Regions from separate parts of the Mus musculus genome. Here regions 2 and 3 are each linked to region 1. The links are chromatin contacts, found by POLR2A ChIA-PET in ENCODE. All regions are on one chromosome and are shown on one strand. Each heading gives the region's core, a stretch centred on a gene start or an enhancer-like site at or near the end of the contact. The rest is flanking DNA. Distances are from core to core; before and after follow the strand shown. Region 1 holds the start of Mat2a (methionine adenosyltransferase II, alpha). Region 2 holds the start of Tgoln1 (trans-golgi network protein). Region 3 holds the start of Retsat (retinol saturase (all trans retinol 13,14 reductase)).

Region 1 (4,645 bases), core at 1,332-3,831:
GTTGTTTTGGTTTTGGTTTTTTGAGACAGGGTTTCTCTGTATAGCCCTGGCTGTCCTGGAACTCACTCTGTAGACCAGGCTGGCCTCGAACTCAGAAATCCGCCTGCCTCTGCCTCCTGAGTGCTGGGATTAAAGGCGTGTGCCACCACGCCCGGCTAAGGACAATGTGAGTAATATAAATCAGTGAAAATATGTACTTGTTTTGATGCGGATCAATGAATGACTTGAACCATTAGTCAAAGAGATCCAGAGTAGAAGGTGGAGGGGACTGTTCTGAGATACGGTGTGAAATAATAGTAACAGCATACTCTACCCTTTAATGAGAGCATGCGAGACTAGCCAGGTCTGGTGGAATACTCCTGAAATCTTTAGCTCTCTAGAGGCTGAAACAGGGAAGGCTTTTCATGAATTCAAGGCCAGTTTGGGCTACACAGTGAGTTCCAGATCAACACAGGCTACAGAGTGAGACCTGGTCTCAAGAAGCAACCACAGCAGGATAAGTAGAGAATTTTAGCCTTTGTCCCACCAGCAAATGGACACCTGTAAAATGACAATTCACTACTTTAGTGGTTCCTGTTATATGTTAGACACCGTGCAAAAGATTTCTTGGAAATTTTTCCTACTATTATCCCAACTTTACAGGCTGAAGACAGAGGTATGGAGGTTGCTTATTCTGTTAGGTAACAGCAGAAGCGTGACCCAAAGCCACGAATTGCAGTCCCTATGAGCAAGAGAGGTAATGATGTATAACTGAGTTTAATTCTCTTGGCAGGATGAAACCAGCTGTGGAGCTGAGAGCAAAGGGGTGTCAGAATTTAATGAACTAATCATTGAATTTAACCTCCTCCCTCTCTATTAATAAAATAACCTTTTAATTATATTCTGGCTTCTATATAGATTTTTCTGCTGGAAGGTAATGCACTGACCGGTCTACACAGGCATTTTGGTCTGTCTGGCAATTTTATTACTCATTGTGAGGTACTCTTAATGGCTGAGCCATCTCTCTAGCCCCTAAAACAAGTAAAAATTATGAAAGTCTTTACTATTTTCTCATGAAGGGCTAGTTTTAAAAATAAACCCAACGAACAAGAACAAAATACTGTCAGGCTGCCTGCAACGATGTGGTTTCCGACATGGAGATGAGCCTGTGTGTGTCCCTTATCTTCTTTGTTCCTAGCATAGCACAGTCTAAGAGCTTCCTTTGTTTCCCACAGTGCCTTTCTCAAACTCCCACCTTTGCACTGGCACACACCCTAGAGGGAAATGCCCCTTGCTTTTCATAGTGTACCTAATTTTCTGAGGCAAGGCAGCTGGCAGCCGGAGGTTGTCATTCAGCCTCACAGTCAAGTGCATCTTATGCTAGGAGCAGGCTGTTCCCTAGCATCATAAAACCCGATGTTCTTGACAAACACTGGTTCTCAAAAGCCACCAGGCTCCTGGCCTGCCCTAAGACTGGACCCAACAGTTGTGTGACACTGGCCTCATAGAGGGTCTCTGCATGCAATTAGCTCCAGACTCCACTCTTTGTCTGTATGGAGTTTTATTTCCCTTTTTTTCCCCGTCTGTTAATTCATTTCATGAGCAAAACTGAGACAACTGCAAAAGTTTAAAAGAGAAAGTGTCATAAAATCGAGGCCATTTGACCTTGACAAGCTCATCTGAAGCACATTTGAAGGCTTGAATAGCGCCCTCCCCTACACACACGAAAGAAGCATTCATATTCTCTCGAACAGATTGGAACGTCCATTTCTTCCTAGGAAGCATGGAAAACCAAGCCATGCAAAGTCAGATTTAGGATAGAAAAGAATCTAGTACCGTCTCAGACTACGGGGGTCCACGAGGCTCGGCGAGGGGGGAGGGGAGGCCGCCGGCAAGTGGCAATTGTTCGGAAAAACAATACAGCATTCCTGCTAGTTGGCTTTACAGCCATTTTCCCCAGAGCAGTTACTCGAGGCATGACTAACGGTAGGGCTAGAACCCCTCACAATCTCTCGTTCCCCGGAGGGAACCGTGTAGGATGGATAAGGGCAGTGCCTATTAGCCTCCGCTGGCCAGTCAACATGGCCACCTTCACATGGCAGAGGGCCACCCGGCGCTGGTGCACGAGGTGGCGAATGGAGGGTGGTGGTGGCAGGAAAGACCCTCGGCGAGAGCCACAGCACAAAACGGCCGCCACCGCCACGGCCGCCGCTGGGAGGCGCGCGCGCCGGCAGACCTCCGTGGGCAACGGTCGGAGGGATGTACCATACCCTCGTACAGGGGAGGCCGTCCTTCAAATCCAAATCCTCTCTTCTCCAGCAATCAACGTGGGGATGGGCGTAAACCCCAAGTCTACTCACTTACATCTCCATTTAACCCACGCCATCAAGATGACTAACTACTGGCAGGAGGCCCGGTTAGCTCTGCTCGCCCCCCCCATCGGTAGAATGGTTCAGCCGGAGCTCGGCTCGGCGGACCTCCCTGCCAACCCCCATCCGCCCGCCCGCGGCGCATTGGCGCGCGACGCCGAGGGGCGGAGCCCGAGCCGGGCGCGCGCGACCCCCTGCTCTATAAATACTGGGCCGCTTCGCCCGCCGCTCCGTTCGCTCCGAGTCTCCAGCCTGCCGAGAGCTGAAGCGATCCTCCCTCTGTGTCTTCCGCAGCCCTCCGCCTCGCCGCCTCTCAGTCTCCTCAGAGTCGCCCTCTCTCACCGCCGCCGCCATGAACGGGCAGCTCAACGGCTTCCACGAGGCGTTCATTGAGGAGGGGACGTTCCTCTTCACTTCCGAGTCTGTAGGGGAAGGTCACCCAGGTGAGCCGACGGGGACTCGGAGGAGGGAAGGGCGGAGGGCAGTGGCGCTGGGGGTGGTCGAGGCCGTCTCCGGCGGCGGTGGGCATGGCAGCGGCCGCGCGCTTCCCTCGTGGCGCCGCGAGTTTGCAATGTGCGGCCCCGCTCCCCTCCCCCTTTCTCCGCTCCTCATCCGGCGGCGCGCCCCGGCATGCGGAAGGTTCCAGAAATCGAGAAGGGCGGGGGCTCGAGGCAGTTTTGAGATCGGCGCGGGGAGGGCACTGCTTCCTCCTCTTTAGTCCCGTCGCCTGGAAAAACCTCAAGTGGGCGACCCCGCCCCGCGTGCTCGCGTCCGGCCGCCGGGAGCGCGCGCCCCGCATTGCAGCGGCTACCACGTGTTCGCCGCATGTGGAATTGGGGCGAAGCGGAGCTGGCGGCCTCTACCCACCCGACCCCTAGTTTGGAAGTGGGGGCTGGTGTCTCCGAAGGTCCCATCTCTAATATCCCTGACTTCCGGCCCCTGGAAAACGCTTAAGAGCATGGGTAGACATGCCCTTTAGCCTTCAAGGTGACAGACTGCCACTGACTAAATATAGCGCGAATTAGAGAAGGCATCCCTTATTTAGAGTGTGCTTGAAAAGGATGAAGTGCATGAATTAAGTGTATACTCCCATCGCGTTAGGTTTCGTTTTAAAGTCTTCCCTTTGGTCTTTTTCCTACAACTAAAGGAGGATTTATTTCATGTTTCCTTAAGGCTTTGTCCACTGAACCGCCATGATGAGATCGGTTATAATGAATCTATTATATGGACTTTGGGTTTCAGATGGAACATAACCATTTAGTAAATACTAATATTCAGTTTGAGCTGTTTCCGTTCGCAGGGGGTCCACAGCAATATTATTACATGGCTTGTGAGGAGCATCTTGATGAGTGATGGTTGAAAGACAAGTGTTGCTGTGGCTCCTCCCACACTCCCCTCAAGGAAAGGAGTATCTCCATATCTATTGAATCACTCCTTAGTACAGCCATTAGATTCCATCTTAAGGTTCTGTGGCTGCAATACACATTTTGGGGTAGTAACAAAAATCAAGGAACATAGAGCCAAGCACAGTGGTACACTAACTACTACAATCCCAGCGTTTAAAGTATGGAAGCAGTTTAGTTTGTCAGCCTGGGCCACGTGTAAGACCCTGTCTCAATACCACAAACATTCCAGACCAGGATACTGCCATTTTCTAAATTGATGAATCAAGGAGAAATTGGATATGGCTTAGAGCACACTTGAAAGTTTCCTGGAGCCGAAGGCAGAGGCAGGTGGATTTTTCTGAGTTCCAGGACAGCCAGGGCTATAACCCTGTCTCAAAAAAAAAAAAATTACTGCATTTTTTGTTTGCTGGTGTTTCTTCTGTTAAATTTATTTTCATGGTTAAAAAAAAAATCTCATTTCCCTATTGTCTAATAATAGGGGAAATGGACTGTTTTAAGAAGTTAATGACCTGACAGTTGGCTCTTTAGTAGGTTTGTAACATTTTAAATGTGGGGGATAAAAAGAACAGTTGTCTCTAAAATACACTGTGAGGTTATTTCCTATGGTAGGCTTTGAGATATCAAAATAAATCATTTTGACTTTGATTAATCTGAAGGGCAGAGGCAGGTGGATCTCTTGAGTTCAAGGCCAGCCTGGTTTACAGAGCAAGTTCTAGGACCGCCAGAGCTGCACAGAGAAACATGTCTTCAAAAACAAAAGACTGGAGATTCTCCCTCTCACCTTGCAAATACTACTATAACTTTACATCAAGCTTCTGTCACCTACAAATTCATAGCTATATTTGCTTCTTGGGTTGCACATAAACTGCTAGTTACATGATGAGATAGGGT
Region 2 (4,645 bases), core at 1,229-3,728, 180 kb before region 1:
GCAGAGAGGCATGAACCCCGTATACTGTGTTCAGCTTGCTTTCCATTTTATTCTGTCCAGGACTCCAGCCCATGAAATACTAATGTCCCCACACAGAGTGGGTCTTCTCACCCCAATTAACCTAACCTAGATAATCCCTTACAGGCACACCCAGAGATTTCTCTCCATGATGAATCTAAATCCCATCAAGGGGACAATCAAAATTAACCAATTACAGCAAACGTGGACAAATATCTATCTGATATTTATCTGCCTCACTAGATTTCGTGCTTTATCAGATTAAAGTCTTTTTTATTTAGATATGTTTGAGACCACGTCTTACTTTGTTCTTCAGACTGGCCTCCAAATTTTGGTTGTTCAAAGGATCCTCGGCCTCTGAGGCTGGAGAGATTGCTGAGAGGTTAAGAACTCTGGCTGCTCTTCTGACCCAGGTGCAATTTCTAGCACCCATATGCTGGCTCAGAGCCATCTTTAACCCCAGTTCCAGAGGCTCTGTGTCCTTTGGCTTCCTTTGGCCCCAGTCAGGCACAAAATGCAGAGGCATAAACGGAGGCCAAACAGCCACACACATAAAATAACAATACATCCTATTTAAAAGATCCTCTATCTTAAACCTCCAGAGTATTGAGAACCATAGAACCCGGCATGGTGGCACAGAACAGTAATCTCAGCATTTCCAAGGCAGAGGCAGGAAGACTGATGCCAGTTCAAGGTCTGCTGTACTGCGGAGTGAGTTCCAGGCCTGTTATGACTGCAGAATGAGAGCCTGTCTCGAAAATGACAAAGAAAAAAAAATGAACATAGATGTTGAGGCTACTTGTTAAATCACTGTTTATGAGATACCTAGCCTGGCAAATGTTCATAAATGACTTTAGACAACTTGTTTAAACCATCCAGCACTACCATAGATGAGGACACAGGAAATGACTGCAAACAGGAATCTGCAGATGAGCAGAGAGCAAGCACATTTAAAGTGGGTGTATGTTTTACTGACATGTATGTCTCTACACCTCATGTGTGCAGTGACTGTGGGCCAAAAGACGATGTCAGGTCTCCTGAAACTGGAATTATAGACCGTTGTCGGGTGGCTTGTGGGCTCCAGGAATGGAATGTGGGTCCTCCGGAAGAGTAGTCAGTGTTCTTAAGCACTGAACCATCTCCCTAGACACTAAAGATGTCTGTTGCTGTTGTTTTTCAAGACAGAGTTTCTCTGTGTAACCCTGGCTATCCTGGAACTCACTCTGTAGATCAGGCTGGCCTGATTCAGAGATTTGCCTGCCTCTGCCTCCTGTGTGCTGGGACTAATGTTGTGTCCCACCATCACCTGGCTCTCTAAAAAAAGTTTTTTTAAGTATATTTCTTTTAAAATTCTATTTTGTTGTTTGCATTATAAGAATGTGTTGCTTGGGCTGGAGTGATAACTCAGCAGTTAAGAGCACCACTGACTGCTCTTCCAGAGGTACTGAGCTCAAATCCCAGCAACCATATGGTGGCTCACAATCATCTGTAACAAGACCTGATTCCCTCTTCCAGTGTCTGGTGACAGCTACAGTGTACTCACATATAATAAATAAAATAAACCTTAAAAAAAAAAAAAAGAATGTGTTGCTTGTGTGGTGTGGTGGTGCATGTCTTTAACCCCAGCACTCAAGAGGCAGAGGTAGGTGGATCTCTGTGATTGCAAGGCTAGCCTGGTCTACAGAGCGAGTTCTGTTAAACAGAAGAACCCTGTCTTGGAAAGAAAAAGAATATATATGTGGTGAATGAGACAAGAGTGTTTGTCTAGTGTGCATAGAACCACGATTTGATTGCTAGTACCACATAAATTGGAGACACAAGCCAGTAGTCCAGTAGGAAGATCAGAAACTCAAGGTCTTCCTGTTTGAGTAACAAAGTACCTTACTTCCTGGATTGGAGAGATGGCTCAGGGCTTGTTGCTCTCCCACAGGAACAGAGTTCAGTTTCCAACACCCACAGAGTTTGAAACGCTTGAAGCTCTAGCTCTAGGGCATCTGATGCCCTCATCTAGCCTCCAAGAGCACCTACACACAGGTGGCAGACACACATACACAAATAAAAATAGTAAATCTTTGATATTTTATTTCTTAAATAAATAAATAGCCCAACAGGGGCGTGGTGAGGCACCTGTAATCCCAAACACTCAGGAGGCAGCAGGTGCCCACATAGCAATATGGTTTCAAACACATAGAAATTCAGAAGAACAAACAAGAAATCAAAAACCTTGGTAAATTCAGAGGGCCCTGGATACAGCCAAGAAAGGGATTAGGATCAGGATGAAATGTGTTTGCTTCTAGATGGGCAAGTGCTGAAGAGAGTACATTTGTTTGTGAAGTGAGAAAGCAGCATCGGCAACGGAGAGGTTGGAAACACGAGCAGAGGATGCGACAAAGAGGCGCCCGGCCCCACGACCCTACATCATAAGCAGCGAAGGCGACGCAGCACCTGCCGGTCGCAACAGCTTCCGAAAAACGAGGCCAAGTGAACAAGAACGAGATCGCCGAGCCCCGCAGACTGCTGAGAAACAGAAGGGACTTGGGGGGGAATAAAGAGCTGGACTTGACTTCCGGCACTCTACCGGAACACACAGACAACGGCTGCTGTCGCCCGGTAGCCCCACCCCTAAGGCGGGGCTGCGCCGGAAGAGAAACAGTCCGCCGGAAAGGGAGGGGCCACGCTCGGGAAAATCTCGTGCGCCGCTCTCACGTCATCAGAGGGCGGAAGCGCAGACTGCAGGATGCGGTTCCAGGTTGCGTTGCTCCTGCTGAGTGTCGCGGTGGCGAGTAAGGACCCCCACCCCAGCCCAGCTCACTCTCCCCTTTAGGTTCCCCATTCCTCACCTTGGTGGGTCGCTACGGGAGCCGGCGTCTTTCTTGTCTGGCCCGACCCTGCTCTAGCCATCTCCGCTTTCCCATTCGGCCATCCCCGCTAGGCTCTCAGAAGTCAAGCCCGCTTCTCTTCTTCCGAGGACTTACTGTTTTTTGTTTTTTGTTTTTTCTGTTTGTTTCAGGAGCTCTGCCGTCCGTTTATAAGAGAGACGCCGACTCAGGTGACTCTCAGAATCCTCCGAATCAGCCTTCCAAACAGTCCTCCACTCCCCTGCCTTCTTCTAACCAGGTAAAGACTACAAGGCCGACCGACGGTCAGGGGCAGAAGTCAGATAAAAAAGACCAGGACAAGACGACTTTGGCAGCAGTTTCCAGTAAGGCGGAATCTGGGCCGCGGACCGCCGCGACCGATCACAGTTTGGGTGATTCCAGAAGGCAGCCCGAGAAAACGGATGCCGAGTTGAACGAAACTGCGCGGCCCCTCTCACCAGTCAACCCCAAACTGGAAAAGTCTGATCAGAGCTCCACAGAAGATTCAGGCAAGCCCACAGGAGGTAATTCTGGCAAGCCCACAGGAGGTGATTCTGGCAAGCCCACAGAAGCTGGTTCGAATAAGGCCACAGAAGATGATTCTGGCAAGTCCACGAAAGTTGATTTGGACAAGCCCACCTCCAAAATCTCCCCAGATACGGAGACTTCGAAGACTGACAAAGTCCAGCCAACTGAAAAAGGACAAAAACCAACACTTACTTCCAAAACTGAATCTGGGGAAACACTGGCAGGGGACTCTGACTTCTCTTTAAAGCCAGAGAAAGGAGATAAGTCTTCAGAGCCTACTGAAGACGTGGAAACCAAGGAGATTGAAGAGGGTGACACAGAGCCGGAAGAAGGCTCACCACTTGAAGAAGAGAATGAAAAGGTGCCGGGCCCTTCCTCCAGTGAGAACCAAGAGGGGACACTTACAGACTCTATGAAGAATGAGAAGGATGATCTTTATAAGGACAGTTCTGGAAACACCAGTGCAGAGAGCAGCCACTTCTTTGCATATCTAGTGACCGCTGCTGTTCTTGTTGCTGTCCTCTATATTGCTTACCACAACAAACGAAAGGTAAGAGGGGACTGGGATTTCCAGGACCCTAAGTTCTTTGTTCATGGACAGCTATCTGTCACTCATCTGCCTGTGAGCTTTGAGAATTTTAAGATCATCTTGTTTTTTCCATAGACCCTGCTGGGGCTTATAAAACTAAGTTTTGTAAATCAGGTGTTTTCATCATGTGACTTGTTTCCTCTCAGTTCTGCTGTAAAGTGCCAAGTTGGACGTGAGTCATGACCTGACCTAACTGTAATTCCCCTCCCCTAACTTGGAACTCAGATCATTCCCAGCCTCTTGATATGTAGACCTCTTCCCCCTTTTCCAGGCTTAAGATAGTTTACCATTTCTAGCTTCTATACCAACCATCTTCCATCTGGAGGCAGGAAGAATGTTTTCAGTTACATAGTTACTAACACCAAAAGTAGAAAGCCAACCAACAAGAGTTGAAATTGCACAAATGTACACATCTTTGGGGTTAAAGTGTTACCCATGAAACAACTTTAGAAACAACTCTATATGACAAAATTATTGTATTTCCTACTGAGCCATGAGATTTAGAAGACAATTTCAGTAACTTGACTTATTGAAGAGTTCAATTTGTGATAGCCTTTGGGCATAAAGAATGGAGAGTGTACATTCTTCATTTACATCTAAATGTCCATGTTGAGAGCAGTAAATTAGAGAAAAGTTGTTGAAACAATGTGTG
Region 3 (4,645 bases), core at 828-3,327, 160 kb before region 1:
AATACCTCGGACCAGACAGGCAGGTTAAGCAGTGATGAGTCTTAACCCCTACAGTGTACTTGAGGGATTTGATACCTTTCAAAGGAAGTAGGACTGACTCAGCTAGCTACTGTAGAACAAAACCAGAAAGATGGCAACTGCACAGGGCTGTAACGTCAGTTCTGTGAATGCAAGCGAGGAAAGAAAAGGCAATAAGGCTCAGGGTGGGGGCTGGGGACGCTGGTGGTTCAGGGAACTGGGTTTCTTTGGAAGAAGCAAGGTCTCTGAGTGCCAACGGAGGTGGAGCAGGCAGAGCTGCTCAGAGGCTGCTACTCTGAGAGGTCACAGCACCAGCCTCAGAAAAGGAGGAAGGTTGGTGTGCCGGGAACCTCACAGAACCAAACTGGAATGCACGGTCAACACAAGACCTGGGATTTGTTGTTTTCTCCCAGTCTTTTACTTCCTTTCCTCCTTTATTTACTTACTTTCTTTGATTTTATTGATTCGTGTTTTTTAAGACACACGGTTTCACTACACATGTAGCCCTAACTGGGCTGGAACTCCCTATGTAGAGATCCACCTGTCTTTTCCTCCCCAGCGCTGGGATCACAGGAATGTGCCACTATGTCCAGTAAATCTGCTCATTAAACATCATTGCCCAAGGCCAAGTGTTCACAGCTTTAGTCTCAGCACTCAGGAGGCTGAGGTGGGAGGATCTCAGTGAGTTCAAGGCCAGCCTGGTCTATATAGCAATAGCAAGTTCCAGGACATCTAGAACTATAGAGAGAAACACTGTCTCAAACAACTAAAAACTAAAAAAAATAAAATAAAAAAAAAATCTCCATCCAAGCCATGGTGGCTCACATCTGTAATCCCACCATTTGTAATCTCTTGCTGATGGTGGTTGGAGAATCACTGTGAATTTGAGACACACTTGTCCTGTATAGCAAGTTATAAGCTAGCCTGGGCTACAAGTATGAGACCTGCCTCTCCCCCAATCCACAAACAATAACAATAATAAAATAACTGGGTGTGGTGCCTCTTAGGAAGTAGAGGCACAAGGATCAGGAGTTCAAAGTCAGTCCCCAAAAAATAGTGCAGTTAAGGCTAGCCTAGGCTTGGCTAAAATTTACAAGTCAGAGGCTCCTGGAGGTCAAAGAGGTGATCCTTGTTTGTTTTTTGAAAGTTTTGCATTTGGGGGTTTTGGTTGTTTTGGGGTTTGATGTGTGCATTTAGACAGGGTCTCATTGTGTAGTCCAAACTGGAATTAAATTGTTGCACCACTATGCCCAGCTCCAACACTTCCGTAAAACGTTGAAAGGCAGACATGCTGGTGCATGCTTGTAATCTATCTCATCATGCTGGGGACAGAAGAAGAGGGCTGCTCCGGGTTTGAGCCTGGGCTGCGAAGAGAGTTCAAAGCCAACTCCAGTACAAAAGTGAGACCAGTCTCAAAAACACAAACCTTGGGAGCACTCTACACGTGCTTTAGAGATGGTTCACTGGAGAGTGGAGTTCTTATCCCTAGCCAGTACTGAAATTCCGAAGTTATTATCAAGCTTCAGTTCTATGAACTGGACTACATTTTGCCTGCAACCCGCTTGTTAGGAAAACTTTCAGTGCTGCTTCCCTGTGCCCCCGAGCATGCACAGAAGTATAGGGAAAAGTTGGCTCCAGACCCAAGTAGGGGAAAGGTCTCTTATTCTGTGTAAGCCGTGAGCTGAAAAGATTCCAACTGGCGGGGCTGGAATTTGGCGTGCCAAGGGTAATGCCTGCACCCTTTCAGAAGCAAAGAACACTAAATTATGGAACCTCTGTGTGCAAGAGAAGTTTTCCCAGCACTTTACTAATGGGGAGACATGAGCAGAAGGCCCGAGAGCAGGCCTGAAACCCATCAGTTGACCTTGTTTGAGAACTTTCTTCCTAGCCTCCTTGTCGGTCACCAGGGGTTCAGGCGGTCGCTTGACATCCTCGGCGAAGGGGTTCGGGGAACTTGCAGCGTAAAGGCCCACGTAGACCCTGTGGAGGATCACCAGCAGCAGCACGGCCAGCAGCAGAGCAGTGATCCACATGTTGCTGCCAGGGCTCGGAAGACCGCGTCCTTTCCCCGCTGAGCTCGGCTTTTATAGCTGAGGCCCCGCCCCTCTAGTTCGTCCTTGGAGTAATACCAGACTTGGAGGAGCCGAAGCATTTTGACTCACGCCTGCTCAAAACTGATGAAGATTGTCCATTATGGACCTCCGTATGATCTTTGCAGAGCAGGAGTTCAATTGCCTAATGGGAAATGTAGTTCTAGCGCGAGACAGGCGACACTGCACGGCTGCGCGAAAAGGGGGATGTGGGATCCCCCCCTTACCGGAACGCTGGGGACGCGTCCGGTGAGCAAGGGGTCTGGTGAGGGAGGTGAGGGTGAGGAGGACGATGTCTGGTGGAAATGGTCACCGCGGGACCACAACAAGGATGAAAGTTGCAGGTCTGAGAGAGATCCTGTCTGGGAGGCAGAGAAGACCTGGGTTCTGGTGCCTTTTCCGTGTTGGATTCGCTGGAACCTCGGAGGCAGTTCATTGCTTTCCTCCCCTCTCCTCTTCCAAGCAGTGACAAAGTTTCTGTGCCCACACAGCCTCTGTCTGGGTATCTGAGTTGAGACCTTGTTGAGACCTGCACAGGAGCTCTCCTAAACCTGTGTCAGCCCAGGACTGGCAGCCTCACACCGACGTTATCCCTAGGTGGATTCCCCTAATCGTAACTACTCTATCAGGCTCTCAAAGTGCAAGCCACCTAGGACAAGCCTCAAGAAAGACTAAGTCAAGGATCATCCTGTGTGTTTATTTGCATTTAAGGACGCACCAGCTTCTAAATCAGCTTTTCAGAGAGTTTAAGCTCCAGCAGACAGTCTAGATATCCTACCATCTTAATGTTGCCCTTTGAGGAAAGTAGGTCTGAAATACGTACTTGACTTAAGAGGGATTTGTTTGTATAGGAGGCCCATTTCCTCAGGTACCCACTATCAGGAGGAATGACTTCGTAACTTTGAGTGTTTTGTCCTTGTTTTAGGCCCCAGCGGTGCTCCAGTCCGGTATGTAAAGCAGGTCATGCTTCTATGCTACTTGGTTCGTTTTCCCCACAGTAACAGGAGAGCCTTCCCGAGACTTTGTCAGTCCTACCTGTGACCCTGCCAGGTTATCTGATGTGTGTGTATCTTATGCTGTCATTTAGGCCGAGATGGAAGGAAAGGAAAAGAGAGGTAGATGCTGAGGTTCTGGGGAGGGGGGGGGGGAGCTAGTTCCTGGGGTGTTTCAGGGAGGACGTTACCACCATCCTCTCTAGATCACAGGCAGCCAGGCGTCGAGCCCAAAAGCTGTTTGTTACTGGCAGTCAGTCCTTGGGGAATGTAAATCATAGTCCCCTAGTGGAGGACTGGCTCCGTGGAGGGCCTCCCCACTGACTTAGTCCTCTGAGTCTGTGAAGTATGACTGTCAGTTGTGTGAGAACCATCCACTCTCATTTTCCCCCTCGATATCAGGGGTTGAGCCTCCTTTGCTGCCACTAGGTTACAGTCCCAGCCTTTCCACACTGACTCTCTGGTGTGTGGGTGTGAGCATGCATGCCCATATAGGAACAGAAAGATCAGGGGGACTGTAAATTGCCTGTTCTGTCACTCTGTGCCTTCTACCTTTGAAGTTGGTAGAATTGCTTCTCTGACTGAATGTGGAACTAGGCCCAGCAACCAGCAATCCTTTTAATTCCATCGACCAGAGTGCTAGGGAGCCAAACTCAGGTTTTTACCCTGAAGCAAGCCCTCCTGCCCACTGAGTCATCTTCCCAGCCCCTTGTGTGTGTGTGTGTTTTTTTTTTTTTTTTTTTTTGGTTTTTATCTGGGTGAGCAGAGCGGTGTGTGCCATGGTGCGTGTGTGGAGGTCAGAAGACAATTGCTTCTTTATTTCTACCAGTCTTCTAGGTCCCTCTAGGGACTGAACTTAGGTCATCAAGTTTGCTGGCAAGCACCTCGACCCACTGAGCCATTTCACCTGCCCTTGCTTTGTTTTCTGTTGAGACAGAGTCTTGCTAGGTAGTCTTAACTGACCTGGAACTCTATGTAGATCAGGCTGCCCTCAAATACACAGTGATTCTCCTGCCTCTGCTTCCAGATTTCTAGGAATCTGGGCATACATTCATGCGGGCATACACCACCATGTTGAGGATGATCTCTGGTTTTTATTTTTTTTTTTTCAGTTGTGGGGACTGAACCCAGATGTCACTTGTGGTAAGCAATAGCTTTACCTCTGATCTGTATCCCAGGCCTTGTGTTTTGTTTTGACTCTCTCACATCAATCCGTCCCCCTAAGACCTAGAGGTGCTCGCTCATGAGAAGGCTGTCTCCTCGTGACACAGACTTTTGATGTGATGGGGTCTTTGTCCAGCCCTCTTCCTGAGGCAGGCACCATAAGATGAAAGAACAGGACTTTTGTCTCCACCCTTGAGAAGTAGAAGCAAGCCTCAGCTACATAGCAAGGATGAGGCCAGGCTGAAGAACGTCCATAAGAACTTCTCTGTATATCTGAGTCCTTATAGAGAGGGAGAGAGAGAGGGGGAGAGAGAGAAGGGCTGGAGAGATGCTCACTTAAGAACATCTTGCAGAGGACCAGAATTTGGCTCTCTGCACCTA

The links. ChIA-PET counts read pairs that join two places held with the same protein, here RNA polymerase II (POLR2A).
Region 2: POLR2A ChIA-PET joins it to region 1 with 10 read pairs in Patski. The contact joins the promoter of Tgoln1 here to the promoter of Mat2a in region 1. POLR2A ChIA-PET finds 5 or more read pairs at or near these places in 3 of 5 experiments (Patski and embryonic stem cell).
Region 3: POLR2A ChIA-PET joins it to region 1 with 21 read pairs in embryonic stem cell. The contact joins the promoter of Retsat here to the promoter of Mat2a in region 1. POLR2A ChIA-PET finds 5 or more read pairs at or near these places in 4 of 5 experiments (Patski and embryonic stem cell).

The regions. Positions count from the first base shown.
Region 1 is chr6:72,437,492-72,442,136 of GRCm38, reverse strand. Mat2a (methionine adenosyltransferase II, alpha) reads left to right here and starts at 2,581. Exons shown (of 9, transcript NM_145569.5): 1 at 2,581-2,791. The coding sequence starts at 2,701. Particl (promoter of Mat2a antisense radiation induced circulating long non-coding RNA) reads right to left here and starts at 3,454. Exons shown (of 1, transcript NR_046011.1): 1 at 1,522-3,454.
Region 2 is chr6:72,614,833-72,619,477 of GRCm38, reverse strand. Tgoln1 (trans-golgi network protein) reads left to right here and starts at 2,478. Exons shown (of 4, transcript NM_009443.3): 1 at 2,478-2,801; 2 at 3,029-3,954. The coding sequence starts at 2,756.
Region 3 is chr6:72,596,034-72,600,678 of GRCm38, reverse strand. It overlaps Retsat (retinol saturase (all trans retinol 13,14 reductase)), which reads right to left and starts at 2,077. Exons shown (of 11, transcript NM_026159.5): 1 at 1,883-2,077. The coding sequence starts at 2,051. It overlaps Elmod3 (ELMO/CED-12 domain containing 3), which reads left to right and starts at 2,266. Exons shown (of 12, transcript NM_001253692.1): 1 at 2,266-2,357.